2 separate regions of the Mus musculus genome follow, and region 1 is linked to region 2. Evidence: chromatin loops called from intact Hi-C (ENCODE). Cell type or tissue: heart. All regions are shown on one strand. Links, peaks and the distances in the headings refer to the core of each region. The heading gives the core; the rest is flanking DNA.

Region 1 (15,523 bases), core at 2,745-10,744, 56 kb after region 2:
CATGAGAGAAGAGAAACTACAGTTCTGCAAGCTGCTCTCTGACTTCCACACCTGAGCTGGAGCACACCAGTGTGCTCCTCCCGCCATATGAACACATTAAAAAAAATGAGAATCTCAAGAAATTCCTCACTAACAGCAGAGTTTGGAGTTGATGGACTGACTCTAGAGTTTACATGAACATCTATCAATTCTGTCTTAGCCCCTTTGATGAAAATTGTGTGTGTGTGTGTGTGTGTGTGTGTGTGTGTAAATGTGCACACAATAGCATGTGTATGGAATTTGGAAGACAACTCTTAGGAGTTGGTTCCTTCCCTCCACCATTCGGATGGAGGGGACAGTCCTCAGGCCCTCAGGCATGCTGCATGCTGGCCGGCATCTGTACCCACCGAGCTCTCGCTCCAGTCCCTCTGTGGCGGTCTTTAAATGGCTGTGTGAAAAGGGAAGGTCTGCATAAACAAAGTCAAACACACTGCACTTACTTTGTTGTCTTCTCCATATTTGATCATTTCATGAGCAAAGTCATCAGTAGGCCTGACTCGAACAAACGCTTGAACCTTTTTCCTAGTACCCATTTTAGCTGGAGAAAGGAGAACGACAATATTTTTAGTAGCCATCATCAAATACCAACCAGGAGGGAGATGCCATTCAATAAGATCAGAATAAAAGCCTAGCATGGTGGTGCACACCTGCAACCCTAATACTTGGGAGGTAAAGGCAGCTGGATTGGAGTTCAAGGCCAGCTTCAGCTCCATTGTGAGTTGGAGGACAGCCTTGGCTACAAGAGATGAATCACAACCCACAGTCCCTGCCCTGTAAGTACACGTGCTTCCTGTCTTTCAGCTGCTTTGTGATTTTTCCACCACGATTCCAAAGAGACTGAAATCTAAAGAAGAAAAAAAAAACTGGTCCCTTTTAGTGGCTTAATTTTAGCTGCTGTTTCTAGAAATGTCCTGCATATAAGATGAACCCATTTATGCTTGCTCTTTTAGTCTCCTGACACATTTGCCTGGAACACATTAAAGCCAGCCGTTCTTTCACACCTGTCCAACGCACTAACTAGAACAGAATAGATTAAGGGACTTTCTTTATTTTTTTTTTAAGATTTATTTATTATTATATGTAAGTACACTGTAGCTGTCTTCAGACACACCAGAAGAGGGCTTCAGATCTTTTTTTTTTTGGTTTTTCGAGACAGAGTTTCTCTGTATAGCCCTGGCTGTCCTGGAACTCACTCTGTAGACCAGGCTGGCCTCGAACTCAGAGATCCACCTGCATCTGCCTCCCGAGTGCTGGGATTAAAGGCGTGAGCCACCACACCCGGCGGCATCAGATATTATTATGGATGGTTGTGAGCCACCATGTCGTTACTGGGATTTGAACTCAGGATCTTTGGTTCTGAAGTAGTCGGTGCTCTTAACTGCTGAGTCATCTCTCCAGTCCAGGATCTTTCAAAAGATATATTTTTTTATTATTATTTCTGTGGATGAGGGACACTTGCTTCAGTGTATGGCAGTACAGGCTTGCAGGGTGAGAGCTCTAATTGTTGAGCCATCTTGCTAGTCTTCTTCTTCTTCTTCTTCTTCTTCTTCTTCTTCTTCTTCTTCTTCTTCTTCTCCTTTTTCAGTTTTTATTTGTATGTGTCTATGTGAGTATGTGCCACATGATGTTTGTAAGTACCCTAGAGGCCAGAAGAGTGTGTCTAATCTTCTGGACCTGGGGTTACAGGCAGTAATGAACTGCCTGACATGAGTGCTGGAAAGATCAATAAGCACTCTTAACCACTGAGCCATCTCTCCAGCCCCTAATTAAGTGTTCTTGATCTAGTCCATAATCAATAGTCTTCTTCTCTGACTTTACTGAAAAAAAAATCAGTCTCTTGTCCCTTCTTGCTCTTCTCAAACCTAGTTATATTCTCACCACTTTCATTTTTTAAAAAGATAAGGTTTGTTTTGTTTATATTTTATGTGTACGGGTATTTTTTCTACATAAATATCTGCATACAACATGATCAGTGCCCACAGTGACCAGAAAAGGGTATTGGATCCTCTGGAACTAGAGTTAAAGAGTGTTGTTAGCCACCATGTGGGTGCTGGGAATTGAACCTAGGTCCTCTGAAAGAACAGCAAGTGCTCTTAACTGTGGACCCATCTCTCCAGGCTCCTCCAAACAGGGAGCCACACATACATTCTTTACCCATTTATATAACACTAAACATTAAACATTAAAACAAATGCTGGTGGAGCTTTGTGGGATGGACACTTTGTAAAACAAGAGAATAGAAGCGATAGGGGGGCCAGCTTAGTTAAAAGACTTTCTAATATGAAGAGTCATCTCATAACAGAAAATACTTTGAGGTCACAGACACTAAGGATCAAGCCAAGTCAACTGCTAGTTAAGAGAGATGTTGCCAAAGGGGCTGCTGCACTGAGTCCAGATAGTGGAGGAGCAAAGAACTGATTAAGTAGAATTGATAATCCAACTAATTTTGTTTTCTTTTAAGACCAGGGCTTGTATATCTATCTCATGCTGGCCTTTTGTAAGAATTAATTTTAAACATTAGTTAAACTTTTGTGGGAATCAGAAAACAGATTGTGGGGTCAGAGTTCTTTCTTTCCACTTTTACATGGGCTCCACTGTTCATTCTCTCCATTTTTACATGAGCTCCAGGGAGGAAACTCAGGTCGCCAGGTTAACAAGGCAAATGAGTCATCTCACAGGTCCAAGGCTGTCCTTTACCTCCTGTGCTCCTGTCTCCTTCTCAAGGACTGTATTACAGACGTAGACTGTGGAGCCCTATTGAATTTTATGACGTTAAGGGGGACTGAAAACTTGATCGCTTTTTCAAGTGTCTCATGACGTACAGTGATGATCAAGGACACAAGATCCCAAGAGCTCCAAGGAAAGAGAAGTAAAAATCTACTTGTAAAAATCATTAATTTTGTTAAGTCTAGCTAAATTACACATGAAAAAAAAATCAAGAAAAGCTGATGAAAATATACTAAATGGGTGGCTGACATGAAGAGGTGCATGACTTTAATCCCAGTCATTTTGTCACTTTGGAGACAAAGGCAGGAGGATCTCTGTGAGTTTGAGGCCAGACTGGTCTATAGAGTGAGTCCCAGGACAGCCAGGGCTACACAGAGAAACTCTGTCTTAAAAAAAATTCATATTTGCATATATACACAAATATATACTATACTAAAAATGTCATTCTTATTAGGCAAATTAGCATAGTAGAGTTTTAAGATGAAACAGTGTGTGTGTGTACACTCACTTGTAAGTGCATGTAGAGGCTAGCAGTAGAAATGGGATGTCTACCCCATTGATCTCCACCTTATGTTTTGAAGCAAGGTTTGTCAGTGAACTTGGAGCTCACCATTTTTGGCTATACTTGCAGGCCAGAAAGCCCACAGAGATGCATCTGTCTCTGTTCTCGAAGCCTTTATGTGGGAGCTAGGGATCCAAACTCAGCTCTTCACGCTTGAATCGGCACGGACTTTACCCAGTGAGACACCTTAGAGCCCTAAGATGGGCCCTTCCTGAGAGCCAGGTGCCGGTGGCAGTGCTATGCTTACCTAACATCTCTGGACTCGGGTGGTAGAGGCATTAAGGTCAGAAGAAGTTCAAGATCATTCTCAGCTACATATGGAGGTCAAGGCCAGTCTGGGATAAACAAGGCCCTGGCTCAAAGAAGACAAACCCATTTGGAACTACTATTTTTTTTTCTTTTTCTTCAAAGACAGGGTTTCTCTGTGTAGCCATGGCTGTTCTGGAATTCACTCTGTAGTTTGGGCTGGCCTAGAACTCTGAGATCTGACTGCCTCTGCCTCCCGAGTGTTGGGACTAAAGGTGTGCGCCACCACCACTTGGCTTTTTGGAACTACTATTGCACAATGTACAAAGTTTAAGTACAGAGAAGGTCCACAGAGCATGACATAGGCTTCACTGTACATTTCCCTTTAAATTGTCCCATCAGGGTTGGGCCAGTTTAAAAAGGAATGAAGCCCCTGCCCCTAAAGCAACCTGTAGTTTTAAAGGAGGAGGAGACAGGGAAGGAGTAGGAGGGCAGGTAGACAGGTGAGCAGACGGGGACACAGGGTTGGGGGGATGGGGGGGGGAGTGGGGTGGAATAGCAAGCATATAGCCGCAAAAGTGAAATGCCAGACAAAGGAGTTGATTCACTCTTCTAACATTCTGAAGGGATGTTTAGTAATTTTTTAAATACCTTTACGGAAAAACGCTCTCACGTGACACAGAACTACTGCTAGTATGTATTAAAGTCATTTAAGCGGCCGAGTGTGGTGGCACATGCATCTAATCTTAGCACTCTGAAAGCACAGGCAGGTGGGTCTATGAGTTTGGTCTACGAATCCAGCTTCAGGCCAGCCAAGGCTACATACTGAGACCCTGTGTCAAACAAACAAGGCTTTTGAGGGCCCACAAGATGTCACTGGTAAAGGCACCTGCCACAAAGCTTGATGGCCTGAGTTTGATCCTCAGAACCTACATGGTCAAAGAAGAGACCCAGTTCCTCCAAGTTACCCTCTGTGTCCACACATGTCACTGTTTCATGAGTCTTCCCTAGCACTCTGCTGGATCTTTCCAATTTTTTTGTTTTTGTTTTTGTTTTTAGAAAATTAATCTGAAAAATATTGGAGTAAGAAAAGAACATAGTTTGGCTGAACATTTTGTGTGTGTGTGTGTGTGTGTGTGTGTGTGTGTGTGTGTGTGTCTGCAAATTTGAGCTCTAGAAAAAAATCACACGGCCTCTAACTTGGACCCCACATTAAGGAGACTGAAGGTTTCACTTCCGAGTTTACTTTCTGTTACTGAGAACTGAGAACAGAGAGAAGTGGTTTGTTGTTCACGATTAAAAAAAAATAAAGTCTTCCTTGCGAAAGGGTGTCACTGTGTAGCCCAGGTTGGCTTTGAACTCACAATTCTCTTGTCTTAGCTTCCCAAGTATTGGGGTTAGTATCTCCAGATGGGAGCTGTGCTTCTTTTACTCAATACTCAGTTTCTACAGCTCTGGGAAACCTTTCTGAACACAAGCCCCAAGAGTCTTATCTTCCTGCCCAGGAAGGTTCCAGTGCCGTTGAGTATAACATCTAGAAGGAATTACAAAGAATCCAGAGAGTTCTGGAAGCGGGTTCACAGGCCAGCTCAAAGGCTGCTCCAGAGCTTTCCCCCCCGTTTCTGCCCTACAACTTCCAACGCGCGCGTGCACATGCAGCCCCCCCATCCGACCTTTCCAGGGTCCTCCGGATGCTCATGCCGCCGAGCATCCCTGGAGTCATGCGCAGTTGGCAACAAGCCTTTCCGAGGGTCTATACTCCTCTCGGGAGCCCACTAGCCAACAGTGCCGCGGAAGGAAGCACATGCCATTTCGCACTTACTGAGGTACTGCTTGCTACCGTTCTTATGCCGCTTCATTTATGTGGGCTTCAGCTCCCAAGTCAAATTACAAGCTGCTTGAGGATAAGGGTCGTGCCGTTTACCTCTTGTGATGCCCCCCACAAGGTCCAGAACAGCGCCCAGCACACACCAGGTGCTCAAGAAATGGTAGTTGATGGTGATACTCATGGCTGGAAGTCAGAGGGTGACTGAATCTCCATAGGTGGGTCCACCATCTTCAGCCACTACTGAGAGAGTGCCAAGGTATGTGATATGTCACTCCCCTCCCACACTACTCTAATCCCTGAACTTGCAGCGTTCTGGGGAGGATACTTCATTTCCCAGTACAAGAAGCCATGCTCAGTCTCAAGATACCCTCCCATTAGGTAGTGTTTTTTCCCCCTCAGGATGGAATACTCCCAGAAATCTGAACACAGTCCTTACATACTTCACATAATAAAGTGACTCTGACGAGCCACCAGGAGACCTCTGTGCTGAGAGAGTCAGTGTTTCTCCATTTGTTTTGGGCTTGGGAATGAGCAGGATATACATTAACACCCACGAAGGCTTGACAAGAAGTCAATGGGATTACTCATAGGCACTAGGCGTTCATACCTACCATGCTCTTACCTCGATCAGGGATAAAGACTAAGAAACAAACACCCTTTAAACCCACAACACTGGGTCCTACTGCATCTCAGCATGAGATGAACCCAAAGTTTGCACCCAGGCAAAACTGGCCACTCTCCTATTTCTCACCCAGTGTGTGGAATGCTTTTCTAAAATGTGTGTGACAGATTGCCTTGGTCCCATTCCTGTGCCCCTCTAGAGGGTTTTCCTCTTCGGTAGTTAGAAGGCTCTAAGTGATGACACCGTGTCTTAATGATCTCTGACACTCAAACTCACGCCCTCTCCGTCTAAGGCAAGTCGTGGGACCTCAGTGGAGACTCGTGGGACTAAGGAACATCAGAAACTCCTAGCTCCCCTAAGCTGCGACCAGGTTGAAAGGAGCATCTCCAGGGGTGTCTCCGATTTTTTTTTTTTTTTCACAAATAAAAGAACCAAAGGAGTTAGGAACCCAGCCACTGACAGCAGCTGGGAGGATATCCCCACCAGGTTTCCCTTTTACCTAACGCCACCGGCTCGTGACCACTGCTCACCTCGCGGGGCAGTGGCGCTCGGGTAGAGCGACCGCTAGAACTGCAGCAACTTGAGGGAGCTCTGTTCGCAACCAGGACAGCTAGCCGACTGGCTGTGTACACAGTCGCCATGGCAACAGGAAGCCTGCAGGGATTACGGAAGTAGTGTAGGGTGGTGGCGGAATTTAAGCCCACATTTCTCCGTTAAAGATACAGGGAAAGTCAGAGCTGAACAAAGAAGACAGAGATGGAGTCAATTAACCTGGAAGGCTTAGAGTAGCTGTATATGCGAAGCCTGAGTTTGAGTTACGGGGGGAAAAAGGCTATGTATAAACCAGGAAGCGGGGCAGCGAGACTTCCGGTGTCGAGGACTTTGTGGGTACGGTGGCCGCGCAGGCCAGTGAGATTCCGGCTTCGCGTTCTGGGCAGCCTTCAGCGTGAGCCCTTGCCCCGCCCTGGTTAGTGTGAAGCCTGCTGGCCAGGCCTGCGCAGTTGCGGCGGCCGGGGAAGATGGTGGAGGACGGCGCGGAGGAGCTGGAGGACTTGGTGCATTTCTCCGTGTCGGAGTTGCCTAGTCGCGGCTACGGCGTCATGGAGGAGATCCGGCGGCAGGGCAAGCTATGCGACGTGACGCTAAAGGTACCATGGTCTGGGCGGTGGCTGGCTGAGGGGAAAGGGACTGAGCGGGAAGAAAAGGGTGGTGGACAGGGGAAGAGTGGTCCAGCCGACTGTGGGTGGAGAAAGGTTAGAGGGGAACAGAGTAGTAGAGAGCGGTGCCAAGCGCAGAGGGGGAAATGAGGCCAAGTTGGGAGAGTAAAGGGGACAGCCGTTCAGCCATTGGAAGGAAAGATTGAGAGGTGTGCCTCTGACGCCCTAAGAGCAGGAGACATTGGGGTATCCGCCTCCTTTTCTGTCATACAGAAAAGAGAAAATGTTCTTACAGGCAGACCATGGAGGAAGGGGCGGTGGCTGACTCCACATTCCGATGGGTACCACTAAGACATCCTATCTTGTCCTAAAGTCATTTCTTTGGGCTCCTTGAAGTTGGCTGTGCTGTTGTAAATGCTAAGCCTTCTCTTCAGGAGTCATTGCTTGCCCTTGGCGCTTTTAGAATCGGATCTGGAAATCTTTTGATGTGGGCTACTCTCTTCCATGCTGGAAAACAATCTACTGTCACCACCTTAAAAGGTCCTGGAGGCCAGGCTAAAGGACTGTTTGGGGAGAGGGATATTTTTGCCACCTGTTCCCATCCAGCATTCTGGTCTGGTGTCAAGGGCCAGTGCCCCCTGTGCTTTGAGTCGTGCAGGGCTGCACCTTGGTGCCCTGCTGAGCCAGGTAGATCCCTCCAGGTGGGGATACTGCCTGCCTGTGGTTTTTCCTGTTGGACCTTGCCTGGAAGGCTCTTACTGTCTCGGTGTGACACTCCCTCTTCCTGTTTCAAAACAACAGAAAGACACAGACACCTCTTAGACTTTATCTTCTACTGAGTTAAGGAAGCATTGCTTCTCCATGTATTCGAGTCAGACTGGTAGGAATGAATAGGGTGGCTCCTGGGCAGTGGTGGAGCACTCTTTTAATCCCAGCACTTGGGAGGCAGAGGCAAGCAGACCTCATGACCAGCCTGGTCTACAGAGTGAGTTCTAGGACAGCCAGGTCTATGAGAAACCCTGTCTCAAAAAAAAAAAAAAAAAAAAAAAAAGTTGAATGGTTAATGGTTTGGCACTTTAAAAAGCAAAACAAACTGAGGGTGGCTTTGGAGAAAGAACACACTAGCTGTAACCATGGGCACATTACTTAATCTCTTTAAGTTTAAATTTCGAAATGTGAAAATAATTTTTGTTCTTTGTTTTTGGTTTTTCAAGTCAGGATGTGAGCCATCACCACTCAGTTTAAAGATGATTCTTTTTTGTTTGTTTGTGGGGTTTTTTTTTTGTGTTTAATGTTTGTTTGTTTGTTTGTTTGTTTGAGACAGGGTTTCTCTGTGTAGCCCTGGCTGTCCTGGAACTCACTTTGTAGACCAGGCTGGCCTGGAACTAAGAAATCTGCCTACTTCTGCTTCCCAAGTGCTGGGATCAAAGGTGTGCGCCACCATTGTCCGGCTTAAAGACGATTCTTAAATCTCACCATTAGTGAGGATTAGATATTTGGTATTCTTTGTATAGCACCTATGTTAACTTTTTCATCAATCCTGAAAGAAATGGATCTCTAATTAGAGTAGTGAAATGGTCTGAGAAGGGGCAGATCGTCTCAGATAAGATAGGGAAACCAAGAGGATTAAGAAAAAATAAGATGGATTAGAGGAGGCAGAAGATGGCAAGGCCAGTAGAGATTTGGAAGCAGACTGATTTAACTGTGGCACCGACCTTTGGGATGTAGAGGCTGCTGAAAGGCAGTAATAAGAAAGAAGTTTTTCGCTAGGATTTAGGCTGTGTGCTGGTGACAAGCTGAGTGGGGAAAGGGACTCGCTGCCAAGCCTGATGACTTGAGTTGCATCCCTGGGACCCACATAGTGGAAGTGAGAACTGACCCCTGAAAATGGCCCTCTGCCCTCCGTAGGTGTGCTGTGGCACCTGCACGCTCTCTCTCTCTCTCTCTCTCTCTCTCTCTCTCTCTCTCTCTCTCTCTCTCTTTCTCTCTCTCACACACACACAAAGAGACGGCAGAAAAAGAAAAGTGTTTGTTTTTAAAGATTCGGGCTGTAAGAGGTGAGCCAGTAAGGAAAGCTGTGTGGTAGATAGATGGAGTGTGGTCACAGATACTTACTTCCCTAAAGCCATACATTTGCCTCTGCGTTCAACATAAATGCTGAATCTACCAAACTTACAGCAGAAATTGCTTGTATGATTTTTTTTTTCCCCACGAAAATCTTTTCCATTCAGGCAAAGGAACAATTGTATCATTCAAACGTCTTTCCGACTGAGAGTGCAAGTCTCAGTTACTTTGCTTGTGTCAGGTCAGAGTCATAAGGACCTGTGTAAAAGCATAGACCGGAGCTAGACTGTAGACAACATTTATTTCACTGGTTCCAAAACCCCCTTCTATAGAGCCTCAGGAGAATTCTGGTGCTAGGAGCCATCGAAAGGCCTAGTACACCAATGCTACAGTCACTACTCACAAGAGCTTCTCTGCAAAATCTGTCTTGGTTTCTCATAATTTACTCTTTTCTCCACCTTCCCATGAGTCCAGACTGTTTTTCAAATAAGCAGATTCTAAAGAATTGGTTAGCGGTTTAATAACTAGCTCCCCCCCACCCCACCCCACCCCAATTAGAGTAGTTGTTTGCAAACTTCAGCAGATATGAGACTCACCTGGTGGCCTTGTTCGTATCGCTCACCCTGGGATTTCTGATTCATAGGTCTGGCATGAGCCCCGTCGAGTTCACCAGTGATGCTGTCTTCCTCTAGGACTGCATTGTGAGAACCATAGCTATAAAATAAAGGACTTGTCCTCTCAGGATGTATTCAGAGTCAATGAATCTCCTTTGAGGTCAGTAATGCGCTAGTTCCCCAAGCCGGGAGTCAGGGAGCTCAACCTGTTGAGAAGGTAACCACCTGTTTTTTGTTAGGGCAGTGACAGCAGTTGCTTGCCTGGTAGAGAGGACGAGTATTGCCTGTTCTGGGCCCCTCCTGGTGACACACACACAGAGGAGTGGAGTGTTGCTGGTGCTTGGAGTTGGAGGTGGTTCTGCAGGTGCTGACCTCTGGAATGCTCAGAATTCTCCATTGAAGTCAGACATAACTTGTCTGCTTTTCATCTTGTACGCATTTGCTGGCGTTTGTAATCTCTCTGTGCTGGGTTTTTCTTGGGAATGTTGCTGATCTTATGATCTGAGAGGCAATATGGCACAGGCTCTGCCTGGATCTGAATCCTGGCTCTGCCACTTCATAGCTGACAAAACTTAAATTCCTTAAATGCTAGTGAGTCAGTCTATTCCTCTGTGAATGGACATCATTACCCACCTGACTGCTAAGGATTCAATTAGTTAATTAGCTTCAAACTTCATGTAATAAATGCTCAATGAATAGTAGGTATCTGTGTTTTATTGTTTGTTTACTTATTTATTTATTGTGTGTTCTTTTGTTTTTGTTTTTTTTGAGACAGGATTTCTCTGTGTAGTCCTGGCTTTTCTGGAACTCCCTTTGTAGACCAGACTGGTCTTGAAATCAGAGATCTACCTGCCACTGCCTCCTAAGTGCTGGCATTAAAGACATATGCCACCACCATCCAGCTATATTTTCTACTTGTTTGGTTTTATGTGTATGGATGTGTTTTCCTGCATGTACAGATGTACATCACTTGTGTGCCTGGTGCCCTTAGAGGCTAAAGAGGACATTGGATCCCTCAGAAGTAGAATAACAGATGTTTGTGAGCTGCTGTGTGGTTGCTGGGAATCGAACCTGAGTCCTCTGGAATAGTAGCCAGTGCTCTTAACCACAGAGCCATCTCTCAAGCCTTTAATAATAATTAAAGAGATAAGATCTTTTTTTTTTTTTTGTTTTTTTTTTTTGTTTTTTTTTTTTAAAGATATGTTTTTTTTTTTTTTAAGATTTATTTATTTATTATATGTAAGTACACTGTAGCTGTTTTCAGACACTCCAGAAGAGGGCGTCAGATCTTGTTACAGATGGCTGTGAGCCACCATGTGGTTGCTGGGATTTGAACTCTGGACCTTCGGAAGAACAGTCGGGTGCTCTTACCCACTGAGCCATCTCACCAGCCCCCAAGAGATAAGATCTTAATGTGTTGAGCAGGCTGGCCCTAAACTTTTGTGTTCAAGTGATCTTCATGCCTCTGTTTCCAAAATAACTGGGACTATAGGTGCATGCCATTGCTTCTGACATTAATAATAATTTAATGATGTTTCCGAAGAAAGTATGTGGTGATTTGAATGTGCTTGGCCCAGGGAGTGGCACTATTTGGAGGTATGACCTTGTTGGAGTAGGTGTGATCTTTTTGGAGGAAGTGTGTTCCTGTAGGGGTGGGATTTGAGAGTTTCCCTTTAGCTGCCTAAGATGCCAGTCTTTTCCTAGCTGCCTTTGGAATAAGATGTAGAACTCTCAGCTCCTCCAGCACCGGGTCTGCCTGGATGCTGCCATGCTTCCGCCCTTGATGATAATTGACTGAACCTCTCTGAACCTATAAGCCAGCCCCAATTAAATGTTGTCCTTTATAAGAGTTGCTTTGGTCATAGTGTTTCTTCACAGCAATGGAACCCTAGCTAAGACAAAGTATAAATAAAAGTATGTGTTCCATTGGCAGGGTTTTTTTGTTTTGTTTTGTTTGTGTTTGTTTCAAAACAGTTACCCACTACGTAGCTCAGGCTGTCCTGGAACTCACTCTGTAGACCAGACTGCCCTGGAACTCATAGAGGTTAGCCTGCCTCTGCCTGCCAAGTGCTGGGATTAAAGGCCTTTCCCACTATGCCTAGCTATTTGTGTTTGTTTTTTGAGGCAGGGTCTTATGTATGCTGGATTTGGCTTGCAGAAAATAACCTTGAACTGATAACAGTGCCCCCACTACACTTGGTTTAGGTGTGCAGTTTTGAATTTATCTTAGTTTATCTATGCCCCTTGCCTTCAAAGAGTTTGCAGTCTACTGCTCTACTTCAATAGTTTGCATTTACAGTTGAGACCAGAGCCTGAAAAGGTCTTGTTTAAGGTTACAGGCTGAACTAGGCAAAAGTAGGGTTAGACTTGTAGTGTAGTTTCTACAGTCTAGTGTTGAGCACTCTGTGACTGACAGCGTCAGGACTTACTTCAATTACTGCTTTGTGATGGGATTTAAGATACTTCAGTCTTTTTTTTTAATTTTTTTTATTAGATATTTTCCTCGTTTACATTTTCAATGCTATCCCAAAGGTCCCCCATACCCACCCCCCCAATCCCCTACCCACCCACTCCCCCTTTTTGACCCTGGCGTTCCCCTGTACTGGGGCATCTAAAGTTGGCAAGTCCAATGGGCCTCTCTTTGCAGTGATGGCCGACTAGGCCATCTTTTGATGCATATGCAGCTAGAGACAAGAGCTCCGGGGTACTGGTTAGTTCATATTGTTGTTCCACCTATAGGGTTGCAGTTCCTTTTAGCTCCTTGGGTAATATCTCTAGCTCCTGCATTGGGGGCCGTGTGACCCATCCAATAGCTGACTGTGATCATCCACTTCTGTATTTGCTAGGCCCCGGCATAGTCTCACAAGAGAGAGCTATATCTGGGTCCTTTCAGCAAAATTTTGCTAGTGTGTGCAATGGTGTCAGCGTTTGGAAGCTGATTATGGGATGGATCCCTGCATATGGCAATCACTAGATGGTCGATACTTCAGTCTTAACACCATAAGCTCTCCTCTTTCCTCTCATCCCGAGGAAGACTGAAAGTGTGCATGCATGGTCTTCTCACACCTCAAAGTCCACGGCTGACGAGTGAACCTAGATTTAATTTTCCTTTTGGAAATGTTTAAACTTAAATTCCCTGGGAGCCTGTTGGGTAGTTAAGTAGAAGTGTGACAAAGAAGAGTAATATATTAGTTGTTTTTGTTTTTAAAAATCAATCACATTTTACCCAAGTTTAGTGGCCCACACCTTTGATCCCAGCACCCTGAAGGCAGAGGCAGGGGTATCTCTCTGAGTTCCAGTCCAGAGCTAAATAAAGAGACCCTACCTCTAAATTTATTAGTTAATTAAAAGTAGAATTTAAAAAACACTTTCTTATTGCAGTCACTTGAACTTTTTTGTTTGGTTGGTTGATTATTTTTTTTCAAGACAGGGTTTATTTGTTTATCTTTGCTGTCCTAGAGCTAGGCCTCCAGACCAGGCTGGCCTCGAACTCACAGAGACCCGCCTGCCTCTGCCTCCTGAGTAGTTTTTGTTTTGTTTTGAATATGGACTTATTAGATACAAAACAAAACCCCATGGTTCTTCTCTTTGGCAAGGAGGATGGCCCACAGGTTCTTGGCAACCTGTGGGATGTGACTGAGGTCTGCATAGAGCAGTTTGTGTCTGTGGAAGTTCTCAGCTTCTCTCCCCATCTCATCCCCATGCCTCTGACAGAGTTCCAAAGTGAGCATCAGGTTCACCCGGGTCCAGCCACCTCCCAGATCCAGGTCACATCCTTTCTCCTGAGATCTCAAGGCCGCAGGGGGGTTATTCCTATTTTCCCCTCAACTCACACACTCCCTTTCTTCTGTATTTGTGAAAACAGAATGGGGAGATTGTCAGCAACCCTGAATATTTAGTATTCACAGACCCCGTGAGCTTAGAGGAGAGGGGGAGGACTGTGTGCTTGTGTGATGGGTGTGGGGGTGTGGGGTGCACACTTTGCCATGACACACGTGTGGAGGTCAGAACACAACTTTGTGGAGTCGATTCTTCTGCCTTTTTGTGGATTCCAAGATTTGAACTCAAATCTGAGGGGCTTGTGTGGCACACAGTTGACCCGACAGCCATCTCTTCTGTCCCTGCAAAATTTCTGAACTAGAGACTTTAACCTCCAGAAGGAAATGCCTTTTCTATGAGCGAAGGGCACAGTGTTAGAATGTTTTCTTTTGGGCCACCAGATCCAGGTACAGAATTTCCCCTGAAGCTGGCTTGGAGCGCTGCACATGTGAGTCTGAAGTTGTTCCCTGTCTGCAATAGAGGAGTAGGTGGAGAAGGACGTGAAGTCAGGACTTGCTGGTGCATGCCATATTTGTTATGTATGGTATAGTGTATAATACAGGGTAATTATAGAGCTAGAATAACCATGTTAAAAGGAATCCATAGAGGGCTCTACTAAAGCCATTTATTTTGTAGAACGAAAAGCCTGAAGCTTAGAGCTATTAAGGGATTTATCCAAGGCACAAAACTGCATTAGCTGAGATCCAACGTAGCTATTTTTGTATGGGTGGAAGTGATGATTTTACGCTCTCTGTCAGCTGACTCTCCTGCGCCGGGGCAGATGGCATGAAGCACACAGAGCAGGATACAACCAAACCACCTTAGAGTCACTTCTGAGCCTGGAAGGTGGTGATGTTAGTGTGTCTAAATTCAACACTACAGATGTTGCAGCAGAGAGGAAAAGAAAGACCCTTTGGCTGACTTCTAGATGCAAATTAATTAATTAATTCTTTCTTTCTTTTTATTTGTATTTTTTGGTAGGGGTTGGGGGTGGAGGTAGCTTTGATACAGAGTCTTGATCTGTAGTTGAGGCTGGCCGGAAACTGACTGTGTAGCCAGGGCAGTCTCAGACTTGGTGATCTTCCAGCCTCAGCCTCAGAGTGCTGAGATTGCAGCACAAGCTCCATGCCACACATGGAGACGTGTATGATCTTAAACTTCCGAACACTCATTGACTAGTTTATTCACAAGACTTCCTCCCAATTTCTTAAAGTAGTGTTCACTTTTAGAGTCCCTGGTCTCTAAAGTAGTCACAGGGGAAGAATACACTCCTTGAGGAGCAAAGCACTTGTGGCAAGAACTCGATACTCAGCAAAAGTTTGCTTTTGCCCAGGTGTGGTGGCTCTCGCCTGTAATCCCAAAACATGGGAGGCCGAAACTGGAGGACTGACACCAATTTAAAGTCAGCCTGGGCTACCTAGTAAACTCCAGGCTAGTCTTGGCTACAAGGTGAGCCTGCTTCAAAACAACAAGGAAAGGGAAAGATGAAGGGAAGAAAGGCTTTGATCTCTTTCTCATTTTGATTTACATTTTGGATGGTGCAGTTTAACGTTTGGATGCCGACTGGGCGGCTGTGAGAGACTGTGCACGAAATGCTGCCTGACAGCTGACATGGGAAGCTGGAGGCTCAGCGGTCTGCAACCCTGTTAGCAGTGGAGAGCCATCCATGGGATTCCCTGATGCTTCTGGAGCTTGGCGGGGTGAATGACCGTCAGAAGCCTGTGTCTGGGGATGCTTCTCACCGTAGACGGTTCCTTTGTTGTTGTGTGCATGAGGCTCCTCTGTTTGCGCTTAGCCCCAGCTGGTTCAGCTTGATGATGGCAAAATGAAACCACAGTTTTCCTA
Region 2 (15,367 bases), core at 1-8,000:
AGAAAAGGAAGGAAGGAAGGAAGGAAGGAAGAAAGGAACTCATGTTGGCCATAATGGTGATTTTAATCTATGCAAATTTTTAACCACTGCTCTCTATCACCATCATTATTATCATTTCTTTAAGTCAGGGTCTTACTAAGATGCTAAAGCTGGCCTTGAATCAACTCAGTAACACAACCATGCCTTGAATATTTATTTGATCCTTCTGCCTCAGACTACTAATCAAGTAGGATTACTGGTCTATACCATCAAACCTATCGGTGGTGTACACTTGCAATCCTAGCCCTTAGAAGGCCAAGGCAGAAGTTGAAGGTCACCAGGAGATGCCAGTGAGATCCTGTCTCAAAAGCAAATAACAAGAGGCTTACATAACTAAACCTTAACAGTGGCGCTTCAAAAGAGTATTCCTTGCCAGGAATGGTGGCACACCTATATTCTCAGCACTTAGGAGGCAAAGGCACAACAACCATGGAGTTCACACTAGCCTTGACTACCTACTAAGATTTTATCTAAACTATACACCATGATGAATTTTTGGTCTATAATGACTGTCTTAATAATCTCATCCAGTCTGGTGGTTTGTATATTACCTAAATAGATGACTACAAAACTATCTCCAGTTTAGACCTTTCCCCTGAAAACCAGACTAACAAAACAATCCAACCCAAATGTCTAACAATCATCTCCACTTACTGTGCCTAAAAAGGCACTACTATTCCCAGCTTGCTCTTGACATCATCCCTAGTTCATTGGACAACAGATTTCTAACTGCTCAGACCAAAAACCTTACAATCATCCTTATTTTCTCTCACATACCACCTGTGTCATTCATTAAACCATGTTAGCTTAATCCTCAGCATCCATCCATTTCAGCCACCAGCAGCTCTCCTTTCGCTTCTTTACAAGTCTTCCTTCAGGCCTCCACTCTGTTCCTCTTTGGGATACTATAAATGATCCTCTGATCAACACTCACGGTGGGTGCACATGCAGCCCCAGCTACTCAGTCAGCTGAAGCAGGAAGATCATTTGAGCTCAAGAATTCAAAGCCAGCCTGGGTTCCTCTAAAAAAAAATAAAATAAAATCAAACAAAAAAACCCAGCCAAATCTTTAGAATGGCTCTACAAAATTTTATGAAACTCCGCACCCCTCCTACTGTGAACCAATTGACTATCACTTTCTCATTTCATTCTGGCCACACTGAGCAGCTTATACTACACTGGCACTTAGGGTTAGGGTTAGGATTAGAGTTAGGTGATGGTTACTGACCGCCCTGCCACTCCCTCAACTCTCCACACAACATAGACTCAGATATGTCCCATCTCAACTTACTCTCCCAAGGATGCTTACCAGCTTACCCCATTTTATACTGTGACTTAACAGCAAATCACCTGTATCCTATAGGACTTTCCAAAGCATTTTACCTTTGGCCATTCTGTATAATGTATTGTTTACAGGCCTCATTAGGATGTAAACTGCACAAAGACAAAGTTTTGCTGAATACATCAATTACTCCTACAGTATCAACCTTAGTCAAGATAGGCCTATGTTTAAAACAACAAACAACCCCAACAACAAACACTTTTTATCATGTTTGTCTCCTTGAGTAGGACAGGTCCTGGAGGACTCTGATTGGTTGTGCTATGCCCTCACTATGTACCCCTGCACTATATGGAAACCTAGGCAGTTACTCAAATGATTAGAGCCACTTCACTTTAATACAATGTGATTTATACTGCAAGAAAAATCCAAGGCCTACACACATGCAACTACTTAAAGAGTGAGTGGAAGACAATACAGACCATCTGGGCCCCAACTCAAGCTCCAATCAAAGCAAATTTACATTTCACCTCAACTTCTCTTTTTCAAAGAACCATTTGAAACTAACCCAAGTCTGAAAGGGAAGGACGGCCACTTCACAACCAGTTTTCCCCCACAGTCACACCTCTCAAATTTCCCTAATAACTCCAGCTAAAGGTACTTACTTGCACACACACTGTGCCAAGAGCGAAGGGTTCAGGTATTATCTCATTCAATTTTCTCCAAAGCCCCAGAAAGTTGCTAGCATTGGGATAACTACTTGCAAAGTGAGAAAACCCAAATGTAAAGACAAAGCCATTCGCTCAAGGTTAAACTCCTGTTTAAGAGCTCACAGGGTCTGCTAATGCTTCACTCTTCTTTCCTGGCCAGGCCTCATTTTCTTTCCATGTAAAACAGGTAATACTGTTGTTCAAGATGCCTGCCAACACCGTCAGGCCAGTATTAAGAAAACATTCTATGACCTATACAAGTTAATAAACAGTATCAGAGCTTACTTGACACTCTAAAGCCAAGAGAGCAGTAAAGTACGAGACCAGGAGAGACACTGAGCATCCCCTCCTGTGCACAGTAAAGGCAGACTTCTCCACGTTGTCACATATTATGAAAAATGTTTTCCTCCAATAAAAAAAGGATGTAATCCTTAGAGCTTTGAAGCTTCACTGTGCAACCTGGAAAGTCACTGCATGGCTCTTTGCCCTTCCTGGGGGGCTAGCACATGACTTTGTACATGATAAGCACGCAACCTACATTAATTGAATGATACAAATTCCTTTTGAGGTTTTTCAAGTCTCAAAGCAAAAACCTTTAAGTGTTATTCCAAAGCCAAAAACCCAGGAGAAGACAAAGCCATGCTGGTTTCCTACTACAAGTAAGAGATGAGCTTTGCTGTAAGAGCACATCAAGCCTTCGCAGAGGTGGTCTGGGTACCAAGATTATCTGTCAAGTAAAGACAAACTAAGATGGGCCACTAAAGGGCTTCTGTAAACTTAGAAAACAAGTATAAAACTACTCAGGCTGTTCTTGGGTCAAAAACAGGATTGTCAAAATTTTCCCAATGAAATTTTATTTTAAGGCAACATGAGGATTTTGCTTTGTGTGTGGAGATAACACTCCAACAAAATAACTTTTGTGTTACAACACTAAAGAACTATTAAGTAAGATCCAAATGTTTCTGAGCCAAGGTGAAAAACTTTGGCAAAGGTTCCCCCAAAAATGTGTAATGTGGTAATTTAGTGAAAAGTTTTGTTTTTCACTAGACATCCCTTCAAACCTTAACTTGGGAATGAATTTTGTTGCTATGTGCAGACATCAATACAAGCAAATTGAGGTAAAACAATGGTTTTTCTTAGTTGTCAGCACCTGCAATCCCAGCACTGAAGAAGCTGAAGAGGAAGGATCCCAGGTTCGAGGCCAGCCACAGTAAATTCAAGAGCAGCCTAGGCAACAAGGTGAAACCATTTATCTAAAAACAACAAAATGATCTTGTGAGGGCTTAGGGAAGCTTCGCACGGACTCCTGACTCTGAAGTGGAAGCTTGCTTTTTTACTTATGTTGTTGTTTTGAGGAAGCCTGCCTGCAATCCTAATTCAGTTGGTATCTCAGGTGTACACCACCATCTGACACCCAACAGAAATATAAAAATGCCCTAGGTGTACTGAAAAGAAACTATACGACAAAACTGTATTTCGCTTTACAAGTACACTATCTTCTTTAGAGAAGACTATACAAAGGGTCTCTTAACTAAATCTTCACACGCAGTAAAGCCATCCTTGTAGATAAGATTCTAGATTCTATTACCTAAGAAATAGGACGCCAAAGTGTTCAAGCATCATAATCAAGAAATGTTTGCCAGGTTTTCACTTTCAGGTTAAAAAACAAAACTGCTGTCACCTCAACAACGGGACCAGACAAACCTTGCCACCATTACAAAACCCAAGCGCCAAAGGTGCAGAATATGAAGCTCATCGCTCTACTGGGCCAGAATTGAGTGTCCAAGGAGGAGGGAAAACAAAAAACAAAAATAATATCAAAACCGGGAATGCAACGCGGGTCTCCTCCGCGGATCGAAGCGGGGAGACGCGCGGTAGGCCCTTCCGGTCCGAGTTGCCGTCACCGATAGGCCGGGCGATGGGCCGAGCTTCCACCCGAGCCCGAGGATTCTCGGCCTACACGAGCCGGCGCCCTGACGCCGGCGTCGGCCTTTGCGGCGCCTCGGACTATGCACCGTGGTTTGCAACAGAAGCCCGGGACGCCACCGAGTGTCCTGGAGGAGCTGCGCGGAACGCCGAACCTAAGCAGGCCGACCGAGGACGCGGCAACGGCAGAGGAGGCCGTGGCCGCCCCTCCCCCACCGGGCCGCCCGCCCCAACCGCCGCGGCGACGCGAGCAGCCTTCTCCGCGCCAGGCCCAACCGCCGGGCCAGCCGAGGCCAAGCGAGGCGGCCTCCAGGAGCTCCGCCCGGCCTGCCCTCCACCACGACCGCGAGAAGCCGCCCGGGGCCCGTTACTCCGCGCGCCGCCACCGGTCAGGACGCGCCGCCCTCGGGCTGGAGCGACCAACGACAGCGGGAGACCGCGGAGCAGAGACTTACTCAGGGGTCGGGTGCTCGGGATCGTAGAAATCCCCCATCTTCGGTGGCGGCTGCTGCGACGGCAGCGGCTTCATGAGGAGCGGCTGGAGGCGGCGACGCTAGCCCCCTCCCCGCGGCAGGCCGATGCGGGGGAGGGGACCGGAGGGGAGGCGGCCGCTGGTCCGATCGCGGCGGCGGCAGGGGCGGCCGGCGTCGCTGGCTGGCTGGCTGGCCCGCCCGCCCGCTCTCTCGCTCTCTCGCTCGCTCCCTCCCTCCCTCCCTCCCTCCAGCAACCGCCCGCCCGCCGCTCTCACCCTCACACACTCACTCCCGAAGCGACGCGCACCCCGCCCGCCCTGCAGCCTTGCAGGCCCAGCCCCTTAAAGAGACACGCACAGGGCAGCCCACCGGCCGCCAGTCGGCGCGCCAGCACCACCGACCCTGGCAGGGGCGGGGTACAACCCGCCGGCCAGGCCAGGCCTAGCCTGCGGCCTCCCGGAACAATAAGTCCCGGGGCCGAGTGTTGGAGGCGGGTCCCGGAGCTGGAGGGGAGCCACCGCTGCCCCTCCCTGGACAGCGTCCGTCCCGGGAACAGCCCAAGGCCGTCAGGACACCCGCCTTCATCCTTCGAAGCCCTGGGAGAGCCTGGCCTCCGGGCACTGAGGTAGCGCAGCTGCCGCCCTCGCCCGCTTGCTCCTTTATTCGGTCTCTCTCGCCCCTTCAACTGGCTCTCGGCCGCGCACCGAAAACCAAGCTAAGCAGGGGCTGCTTCTCAGCCTGGGCTTCTCGGACACGCCCTCCGCCCGCCAGCCTCCCGCAGCCCCCACCACCGTGTTCCCACCGAAACCACCTCACCGCGGTATTCTGCCCTCGCCCTAAAAGTCAGAGAGGCTATGTTTGTTAGACCTGGGGGGGGGGGGTGGTCCTGAGGAAAAGGTTATTAATTAGTCTTACTAAAAAAAAAAAAAAAAGTTAGATTAAACTAGAAACTTTTTATTTCTGGATTAGCAGGATTTCGTGAAACTATTAGCTAATTTACACCTCGCTGAATTTATAGCAGTTGCTTATCATGAAAGTGGCAGATTAGATAGTTGAGATCTTTTGTGGAATTTTCTTTGATTAGCCACTAATTTTTTAATTGGAATCACCAATAAATTGAAATGTGATCTAACAGAATCCTTCACTAGCTAACTTGGCCGTATTGTTTAGACAAACATCTTCTGTAGTTAAGACTTACCCTGAACACTTGAATGCTTCATCCTGCCTACAACCTCTTGGGTGCTGGGATTCTAGGTTTTTTGTTTTGTTTTTCAAGACAGGGTTTTTCCTGTGGCCTAGAACTCAAATCCATCTGCCTCTGCCTCCCATGTGCTGGGGTTAAAGGCGTGTGCCACCACTGCCCAGCCTAAAATGTATTTTTAAAATTGTTTTTATAGGAATGGTATGTGTTGAGCCACACACATGCGCACGTGGAGATCAGAGGATAACAGTGAGTCCATTTTTGTCTCCCATGTGGGTCCTGTAACTTACATCATAAGGCTAGGCAGAAAGTGCCTTTACTCACTGAGCCATCTACCATGCATTTACATTTTTTTTCACTTGTATGTAGGCTAGCAGAATTTTTTTATCATTTTGTTTAGAGGTTAATCTGGATTTTTTTTTTCCTGGTAACTTTTACTCATATCATGGAAGTTCAAGGTCCACCAAAAACAAAACAAAACCCGCTCTAGGTTTCAGTCTCCCACGACCATTTTGTTTTGCATTCATTGGTGAGCTTTCCTTTGTGGCTGAAACTTGCTATGTGCTATACTGACCTCAAACTCAAAATCCTTACCCCAGCTTCCCTGATGCCTGGATTACAGGTGCCAGACACCACAACCTGCTGAAGATGAAAGTTTTGTTGTGAACAGATTCTCTCACTGCTGTGAGGATAAAAGGAGGGACTTGTGAAACCCCGAACTTCCTCTTTTTGATTCTTTTTGAGACAGGGTTTTGTGTATCCCATCTGGCCTTGACCTCAGTAAGTTGGCCAAAGATGACCTTGAACATCTCTCCTCCTCCTGCATCGACCACATAGTAGAGAGGTTACAGGAAGGGAGACAGCACCAGAGCTGGTTTATATGGTGCTGGAGATTGAACCCAAGGCTTCCTAAACACTAGACAAGTACCCACCTAGTAAGAAATATCCCAGTCCATAAAATCCTAAACTTTAAACCAATACCAGCCAATTTCTAGTCCTATGACATTGGGCATGGCTGTTTCTGGGGTTTCTACAGCCTTACCTATTGAAATAGAAGAGTATCACATAGATAATGTTATGAACATTGTACAACAATGCCTTTCATTAAACAACTATCTTTTTTTGTTTTGTTTTTTTGAGACAGGGTTTTTCCTCTGTGTAGCCTTGGCTGCCCTGGAACTCACTCTGTAGACCAGGCTAGCCTCGAACTCAAAATTCTGCCTGCCTCTGCCTCCCAAGTGCTGGGATTAAAGGCATGTGCACCACCACTGCCAGGCAAGTTTGCCTAGAGCGTGAAGCTCTCTTCCTGAGTCTCTAGTGTGCTATCACGCCCAGCTATATTTTGAATATATTGGAGCTCTTTGCCTTAAATGTCACATAAGCCATTGGCAGCCACTTGACATTAGGAAAGGGTTACTTTGCATGGATACTAAGTTGAGAGGAACCTAAGATGAGGTGTATGGGTTTCCCATTTCCTTAATAAAGTAAACAGCTCTCTAACATGAGACAGATGAATGGTACTTCAGTCTAGTGGTAACTTTGGTCAGAACCCAATAGAGTAAGCATATCAAACCATGGAGGTCAGTGGAAATTTTGAGGCCCACAAATCTTTGATTCAAATCTTTTTTAAAAAGGTCAGCACCTTTGAGATGGTGTTCAGGATTCTCTGGAATCTGGTTTGCTGTATCCCAAGTACTAGGATTACATACCACCACACCCAGTTTATATTCAAGAGATATCACCACACCCAGTTTGAACTCAAGACAAAGAAAATGTATGTTATAAGGCATGGTGGCTCATACCTTTAATCTCCACACTTAAGCCTGTTCTACAGAGAGAATTCCAGGGCAGCCAAGGCTACAGAGAAACCCTGTCTGAAAAAAAACTTTTTCAACCCAGACTTGCCTTAAAATTCCCCAACCTCCAACCTCATTCTCCATGTGATTGGCCTCCTGAGCAAACCAATAGATACTTTTTAGCTTATTGGATACTTTCCATACGTTAAAAAAAAAAAAAAAAAAAAAAAAAAAGACAGGGCCTCACTATGTAGCCCTGACTGGCCTAGAACTCACTGTGTAGACCAGGCAGGCCTTACACCTACCTCTGCCTTCCGAGTGCTAGGATTAAAGACATGTGCCACCATGCCACGACGTAGGGTTTCCATTGCTGTGAAGAGACATGGTCAATGCAACTCTTATAAGGAAAGCATTTAGTTGGGGTTGGCTTACAGTTTCAGAGGTTTAGTCCATTATCATGGCAGGAAGCATGGCCTGAGACACGGTGCTGGAGTAGGAACTGAGAGTTGTACGTCTTGATCGGATGGCAGCCAGGAATCACTCTTCCGCTCTGGGCGGAGCCTAAGCAGAGGGAACCTCAGAGCCCACCCCCACAATGATGTACTTCCTCTAAGAAGGCCACACCTCCTAATAGTGCTACTACCTATGGGCCAAACTTTCAAATTCAGGAGTCTTTGGAGGCCAAACCTATTCAAAGCCACTGCTATCCCATGCTTTTATACAAAAAGTGTCCAAATGTATTTAAAGAAAAAGTCCACAATCCCCAAGATGAAACCTCTTCCCACTCAGAGTACTGAGAAAAAGAAAACGTTGAGAATCACTTCTAGTAGTAGCTCCTATGGGCCCAGACTACATCCATTCCAGCAGACTCTAGGGTGGCTACTAGTAGCCCCTAAAATTAACTTTGGTGTCTCATAAAAAAGGGGAGAAAGCCAAAGCATGGTCATTGCCACAGGTAAGTTCTTTTTTTTTTTTTTTTTTTTTTTTTTTTTGGTTTTTCGAGACAGGGTTTCTCTGTGTAGCCCTGGCTGTCCTGGAACTCACTTTGTAGACCAGGCTGGCCTCGAACTCAGAAATCCGCCTGCCTCTGCCTCCTCTGCTGGGATTAAAGGCGTGTGCCACCATGCCCAGCGCAGGTAAGTTCTATGGCTTGGTAAAGTGATGGGGAAAGTAGGACAGGGGGACACAAGTTGATCCCCTGAGCACATTCTACAAAACTATTTGTAAATTTTGTCCCTCCCAGTGCTGAAAATTGAACCAAGTGCCGTGTGTCCATTAGGTATCCCAGTTAGCTTTGCCAGCTTGACACACCATAGTCTTCTGAGAGGAAACCATCGGTTAAGGAATTGTCTAGATCAGACTGGTCTGTGTCGTTTCTGTAGGGGAGGTATTTTGATGGAGGATGGCCTAGCCTACTGTGGGCAGCACCTACCTAGGTAGCTGGTCCAAGGCTGTATAAGAAAGCTAGAATAATTTCTACTCTGATTTTCCTAAATGATGGACTGTGCCTTGGAAGTGTAAACCATTTTCTCCCCTTAGTTGCTTTTGGCCCAAGTGTTTTATCACAGCAAAAGAATGAAACTAGAATACTAAGCAAGTAGTCACTACCACGGAACTATAACCACAGCTAATATGTTGACTAATATACAGATGGATATGTAGTATATTGACTGATACAGCCCATAAGAAACTAGATATGTTTTAAGATATCAGTAGGTGGTATCTTTTCTCCCCTAATAGCAGGGTTTTTTTTTTGTTTTGTTTTGTTTTTTTCTGTGTGTCCAGGCCCGAGTTCTGACTCAAATCAGAACCTAACTAAGACTTAGGAAAGACAAAAGGTCCTTCCCCATTGAGAAGGAACTGGAACTGAGTGGAAGGCTACTTCCTATCCAGCACTCATTTCCTACCTCTCTACCTAATCCTTTCCCCCAGTGAGAACTGTCAGAGCATTGTCTCAACTCCTCAGCAGATGCTGCCTTTGTGAGAAGTCACACCTGTAACTGCAGTACTCCAGAGCCAGGAGTGAGATTATAGTGCCAGCCTGGGACATGGGAAGACTCTGTCTGAAAGCACTGGAAGGGAGGGAAAATGCTCAAGTTTGAAAGGACAAGCAAATTTCAAGTTCTCAGCGCAGTGACTTTGTGTAGTTCCCTTTCTTGATGGAAGGCAGGCAAGAATGGCATTAGCAACACGACCCTAGGCTCAGTATGACATTTGGGAAATAATATCCCTCCCTTTCCATAAACTCACACAACACCTTCATCCTGAAGAGTCATTCCTATCCTAGTGGAAAAGTACTGGATATATAAAAAAGTATTTTCTTCTTCCCCAAACAATATAAAATTGCCTTGGCAAATTTCAAGTTCTCACCCCTCTGCTTTCAAATTTTATGCCTTTGTTGCAGAAGACGTTTGTTCTATCTTGTTTTATCTACTAACCACAAAATTATATATTATGTGATAATTTTTCAAGTTTTATACCCTCATTTACCAATCTTTTTAAGTTTTTCTTTGTGAGCTCTGAGGATATACCTATATCCAAACCCCAACTTTGTTGCCCCTTGACCTCAGGGCTAGCTTTACAGCCACTATACCTTGGTTTTACCTGGGTACAGGGCAGAATCCAAACTCAGGACCATACAAACCAAACCCCCTTATATCTATTCCACATGGAAACCACACCTCAGACAGTCACACTGTTCTTCCTCTTAGGTAAGAAAATATCTCCTTGCTGTAGTGTGGTGGTACATGCCTCCAATACAAACCCTTGGCCAGGCTGAGGCTGAAGGATCACTGAGTCCTAGACTAGCCTGACTTACATAATGAGGCCCTGGGGTAGGAACGGAGATGAGAGGGATCGGTTGGTGGGGGGGGTTTAGATGTAGTACATGCATGCAAGTGTGTAGGTATGAGTGACAGCCACACACAGGTCAGAGGACATCAGTTGTCTCCCATGATTGCTTTTTTTGTTTGTTTTTTTGGGGTTTTTTTTGTTTGTTTTTCGAGACAGGGTTTCTCTGTGTAGCTCTGGCTGTCCTGGAACTCACTCTGTAGACCAGGCTAGCCTCGAACTCAGAAATCTGCCTGCCTCTGCCTCCCAAGTGCTAGGATTAAAGGCGTGCACCACCATCGCCCGGCCCATGATTACTTTCTATCTTACTACTGTGAGACAGGGTATGTCACTGAACAGGAAGCCCACTGTTTAGGATATATTGGATGGCCAGCAAGCTCTCCAGATCTGCTTGTCTCTGCCCCCCATGCTGAGTTTAACATTAGTGCAGCCATGGTTTTTATGCATGTATAAAGGATTTGGACTTGGATCCTCATACTTGCAGAACAAGCACTCTTAGCCACTTCACCATGTCCTCTGTCCCAGCTCCTTACAACTTTCCCCATATAAAGTAATCCAAGGACCTACAGCCCTCGGAGAGAAGTTAACCTCTGAAGTCTAATCTGGGGTATTTTCGCTCACTGCTTCCCTTGCCAGGCTTCCAGGTAATTCCATTGTGGGAGCTCTAGCATCCTGAGCAGTCAAGGGTATCAGATGGAGGATCACTGTCATACCATGTTCAAGGTGAAAGCCTTGGCCCACAACATCAGCAGAGACCACACTGGTCAGTGTCCAGAGGGACAGTGTTTGCCTTTAGCAGAGCAGCAAGCTCTTCCCCGTGCTACCATCACCAAGCACACAGAGCCTGAGAGCTTGACTCAGGAGGAACATTTCCTCCTCCCTGCTCAACCCTGCTGGGGTGACCCCTGTTCCTGTCGTCACTTTCACTTGAGTTTACCTTCAGCCACTCACTAAGAAAGAAAAGGGAGGGGCCAAGACACAGAGAAGTTGCAACACCTATTGCACATGTGTGCTTGGCCAGAAAGGCTGTGCTATCTAAGGTCATGTACTCCTGTGCACAGGGACCTAGTTCTGCCTTTTGTAGGTCACTAACTATATTTGATACTCTTCTGGTTGGCAAGGAAGAAGGATTTCCTCTTGTCTTCAGAGGCCAGGAGCAGAGAAAGTCTGGACTGAGAGAACTAGAAGTATTCTCAGACTAAGCTCATGTCAGGATGCCCACAGAAGAGAGGAGAGACTGACCATGGGGAAACACCTGTCAGGAGGAGCCTGAATTGCTGTTTTGATTTCCTACTCAATAAAATTAGTTTGAGATAGAGTTTCCTACTGACCTTGAACTGTATATGTAGCTAAGGGTAACTCTTGATCTTCCCATCGCCACCACCCAAATGCTGGGATTACAGGCCTGTCTTACCATGCCTAGCTACCATATTAGCTATTTTTCTTCTTGGTGGTGTTGGAGATGGAAGAGCTTAATGAATGCTAGACAAGTATTCTACCACTGAGTTATACTCCCAATCTTCCTCCCATCCCTATGTGTGCACATGCATTCGTACGTGTTTGTGTGGGTGGTGTGTCTGTGTGTGTGTATGTGTGTGTGAGTCTGTGTCTGTGTGCATTTTGCTAGGGATCAAATCCCAGGTGTGATGCTTGCTAGGCAAACGTAGGACTTGGTTTTAGCCACAACCTGTACATAAGGAAGATGTCCTTTCAGACAGGAAATAAAAAGTAATTTTATCTTGCTTTTACATATAGTAGTAAATTAAAATCAAAAATATTCTGTGAAGAGGAGCAAGGGTGTCCTTTGGAGGATGCTCATCCTAGCAGGCAGGCAATTGTGTGTTCTCTGGGTTTGGTCCCAGCTTGCAGCTGAGTGGCTGGAACTCTGGGCATGTGGTTTAGCAGCTTCCTTAGAACAGACTAGAGCTGCTGGTCTTCAAGCTATTGATGAGACTATTTTCTGTGTGACTGTTGGAGGCCCACCATGGTTTTCATATAATTGTGCTAGAAAAAAAAAGATGAAGAGAAGGGAAATTGATGAGGAGGTGTGGTCTTAGCGAGGACTCACAAGCCATGTTACGTGCACGTCATCATTGCTCCTGCAAACATCACAGTCTGGAGACAAAGCACCTCTGCACAGTGCAACTGCTATGAAAAGTAACATTCCATCTAAACACTTTCATTCTTCCAGTCTAAGGAAGGTGTGTAAAACGTTTGAAATGCCCTGGCAGTTATGTTTAAAAGGAGACGTGTACTGGGCATAGCGGCATGCACTTTTAATCCCAGCGGCCAGAAAGCAGAGGCAGGTGGGTGGCTGTGAGCTCCACCTGCTACCTAGTGAGTTCCAAGACAGCCAGAGCTACATAGTGAGACCCTATCCCAAAACAAACAAAAAAATAGGCATGCATGCTTCAGTGGCCTACATAAAATCTGACAGGGAATTGATTCAAAAGAGAAAAGATGTTATAGTTTATTGTTGGACTCTCTTGGACCCACCAGTGGACGAATAATGACACAGAGACTTATTAATTTTATTATAGCTTAGGCTACCTCCCAGCTAGCTCATCTAACTTAGTAACCCAACTGTCCATGACTCTTTTCCCAGAGATCCTCTCAGTCCAGAGAAGTCCCGACTTCCCTTTCCTGCCCAGCTGTTGGCCATCAGATCTTTATTAAACCAATCAGTAAATGAAGAAGGTGTATGTTTACAAAATACTGAGGCAGGTGATGAGCCATAAGAATAACAATATCAAAGTTCAGGTTTGCTGTTACAGAATTAACAATTGAAAAATACAAAGACAACCTTCACACAATATACCCCAACAATAGTTTGGATATGAAGTACTTTATATACTATATACCTTAAAGCATATAGGTTCCTGTGTTTGCAAGCTTAGTCTCCATGGGTAGATCTGATCATTGAGAGGTAATAGGAAAGTGAGAGCTAATCAACGAATTTATCCACCATTGGATTCATAACTTGATAGCGTTAGTGGAAGGTGGTGGGACGCAAGAGGTAGGAGCAGGTTGGAGGATGTAGGTCACTGGGGTTATGGCCTGATAGGTTTATCATATCCTTGATCCACCCCAGTCCTTCTCAGATTGAGCGCGTTGATGATACAAGCAGCTCTCCACCATGCTCTTCTGATGCTACCATAAGCCTATAACAATGGAACCAGTTTACGAGGTAAAGTAAATCTTTCATCTTTGTTTTTCCCTTTGTTTCTATTTCTGTTTGTTTCTAGAGAGGGTCTCCATGAAGCCCAGGCCTGCCTTGAACCTCCTATGCAAATAAGGATAACTTTGGACTCCTGATTCTCCTGCTTCCAGCACTCAAGAGGCAGAATGGCTTAATCCTTCCTACTTTTAGGCTGTGACTCCCAGGTATTAGTCACAGCAATAGGAAACTAACAGGAAGGGGCTGGTCCTCTAGAGGTCTTCTTTTGATAGTTAAATTCTATTCTTTTAATACACTGCTAGGATCCCTGAGAGTGAATAGGAAAGGCTGTCACTAAAGCAGGGGGCAGGAAAGGAGCAAATGTTAAAGCTAGCTTAAAATATGGAAAGGAACTCTAAAGTCCCCAAGATAAGAAGCTGAACATGCAATGCCAACACTAAGCTGGAATTTTCTTTCTTGGGATAGTGTCTCAATATATAGCCCAAGATGGCCTTGAACTCAAGATACTCCTCCCTCAGCACCCTGCCCCCAAGTGTTTAGATTATTGGATTTGACATAACACCTGGCTCAAGATGGAACTTTTCCTCCTTTCGTTGAACCCAGGGCCTTACACAGGTCTTACAAAGGCAAATGCTCTATTTCTGAGCTACATCTCTCAGCATTTAAGCTGGAATTCTTGAAGGGAGTAAAACAGTCCTAGGTTGGTAATACTCTATGGGTAACTGCAAAAAGCAAACACTGGCAGTATAGTGGGGAAAACCTGAAAATTCCAACACTTAAGAGGCAGGAGCAGGACGAACAGGAGTTCAAGGCCACTCTGTGCTACACAGCAAGTTCAAGGCATATCCTGAACCACATGGAACTTTGTTTCAAAGAAAAACAAATAGCCAGCCAGATATGCTGCTGAACGCCTATAATCTCAGCATTCCACAGATACAAGCAGGAGTAATATGATTTCAAGGCCATCTTTAGCTGCATAGTGAATTTGAGACCAGCCTAAGCTAAGAATTTAGTGTCTTGTTTGTTTTGTTTTGTTTTGTTTTTTTGAGAGAAAGTTTCTCTGTGTAGCCCTGGCTGTCCTGAAATTCACTCTGTAGACCAGGCTGGTCTCAAACTCAGAGATCTACTAGTCTCTACCCAAGTGCTGGGATTAAAGGGCCTCACTATGTAGCTCTTGCATGGAACTCATTGTGTAGATCAGACTGGTCTCAAAGTCATAGAGATCAGATCGTCAGGAGACCATGTCTTAAGAAATCAAAACAAAACAACACCTCTCCCATCCTGCTCCAAAAAACAAGTATACGCCCTTTCAGGAAGAAAATTATTTCAATTCATATGTTTTGCAGTCCTTAAGTCCAATCAAATATGAGCTTGTGATTTAAAAAATATATTTGGGACTGGAAAGATAGCTCAGTGGTTAAGAGCACTGGCTGCTCTTCCAGAGGACCCAGGTTCAGTTCCGATCACCTTCAGTTCTGGAGGGATCCTAGGGAATCCTACACCCTCCTCTGGCCTCCACAGGCACCAAACATGCACATGGTGCACAGAGAGACAAGCAAGCAAAACACCAATACACATAAAATAAAGGTTTTTAAAAATGTAAGTATGTAAACACACACATACATGCTATAAATCAGTCTCACAATGAAAGGAACTAAAAAAAGAAAAAGAAAAAGAAAAAGCAAATAGTGCTGAGTACAGTAACCCAAACCTGTAATCTCAGCATGCAGAGTGTGGATGCAAGAGGGTCAGTTCCAGGTTACCCTTGGCTACCTAGCAAGTTTGAGACCAGCCTGGGATACATGATGCTTGTCTCAAAGAAACAAACCAAATCACAAAGGCCACCTGAGCACAGAGGGCTACACAGTATTCAGGGCCTTGGCAGAGTGAAGCCTGGGGAGTCATAGGTTCTCTG

Evidence for each region. A loop is a pair of places that touch in the nucleus more often than their neighbours do. Peaks named below come from ENCODE experiments on the same cell type or tissue, not always from the same donor. Only the 100,000 strongest peaks of a DNase experiment are listed, where the experiment ranks them.
Region 1: a loop joins it to region 2, with 6 times the contacts of the local background. A loop is called at or near these places in 18 of 42 quality-filtered maps.

Annotation. Positions count from the first base shown.
Region 1 is chr9:110,468,115-110,483,637 of GRCm38, reverse strand. It overlaps Klhl18 (kelch-like 18), which reads left to right and starts at 6,944. Exons shown (of 10, transcript NM_177771.5): 1 at 6,944-7,172. The coding sequence starts at 7,044. Kif9 (kinesin family member 9) reads right to left here and starts at 6,644. Exons shown (of 21, transcript NM_001163569.1): 1 at 6,524-6,644; 2 at 480-577. The coding sequence starts at 572. In heart, for the core only: no CTCF peak of the experiment used is centred there; DNase peaks (open chromatin) are centred at 6,667 and 6,967; H3K4me3 peaks cover 2,198 bases; H3K27ac peaks cover 1,526 bases; H3K27me3 peaks cover 1,704 bases.
Region 2 is chr9:110,521,795-110,537,161 of GRCm38, reverse strand. It overlaps Setd2 (SET domain containing 2), which reads right to left and starts at 4,565. Exons shown (of 21, transcript NM_001081340.2): 1 at 4,410-4,565. The coding sequence starts at 4,483. Kif9 (kinesin family member 9) reads right to left here. Exons shown (of 21, transcript NM_001163569.1): 21 at 12,722-13,435. The coding sequence ends at 13,325. In heart, for the core only: a CTCF peak has its summit at 4,818; DNase peaks (open chromatin) are centred at 4,081 and 4,801; H3K4me3 peaks cover 3,891 bases; H3K27ac peaks cover 2,789 bases.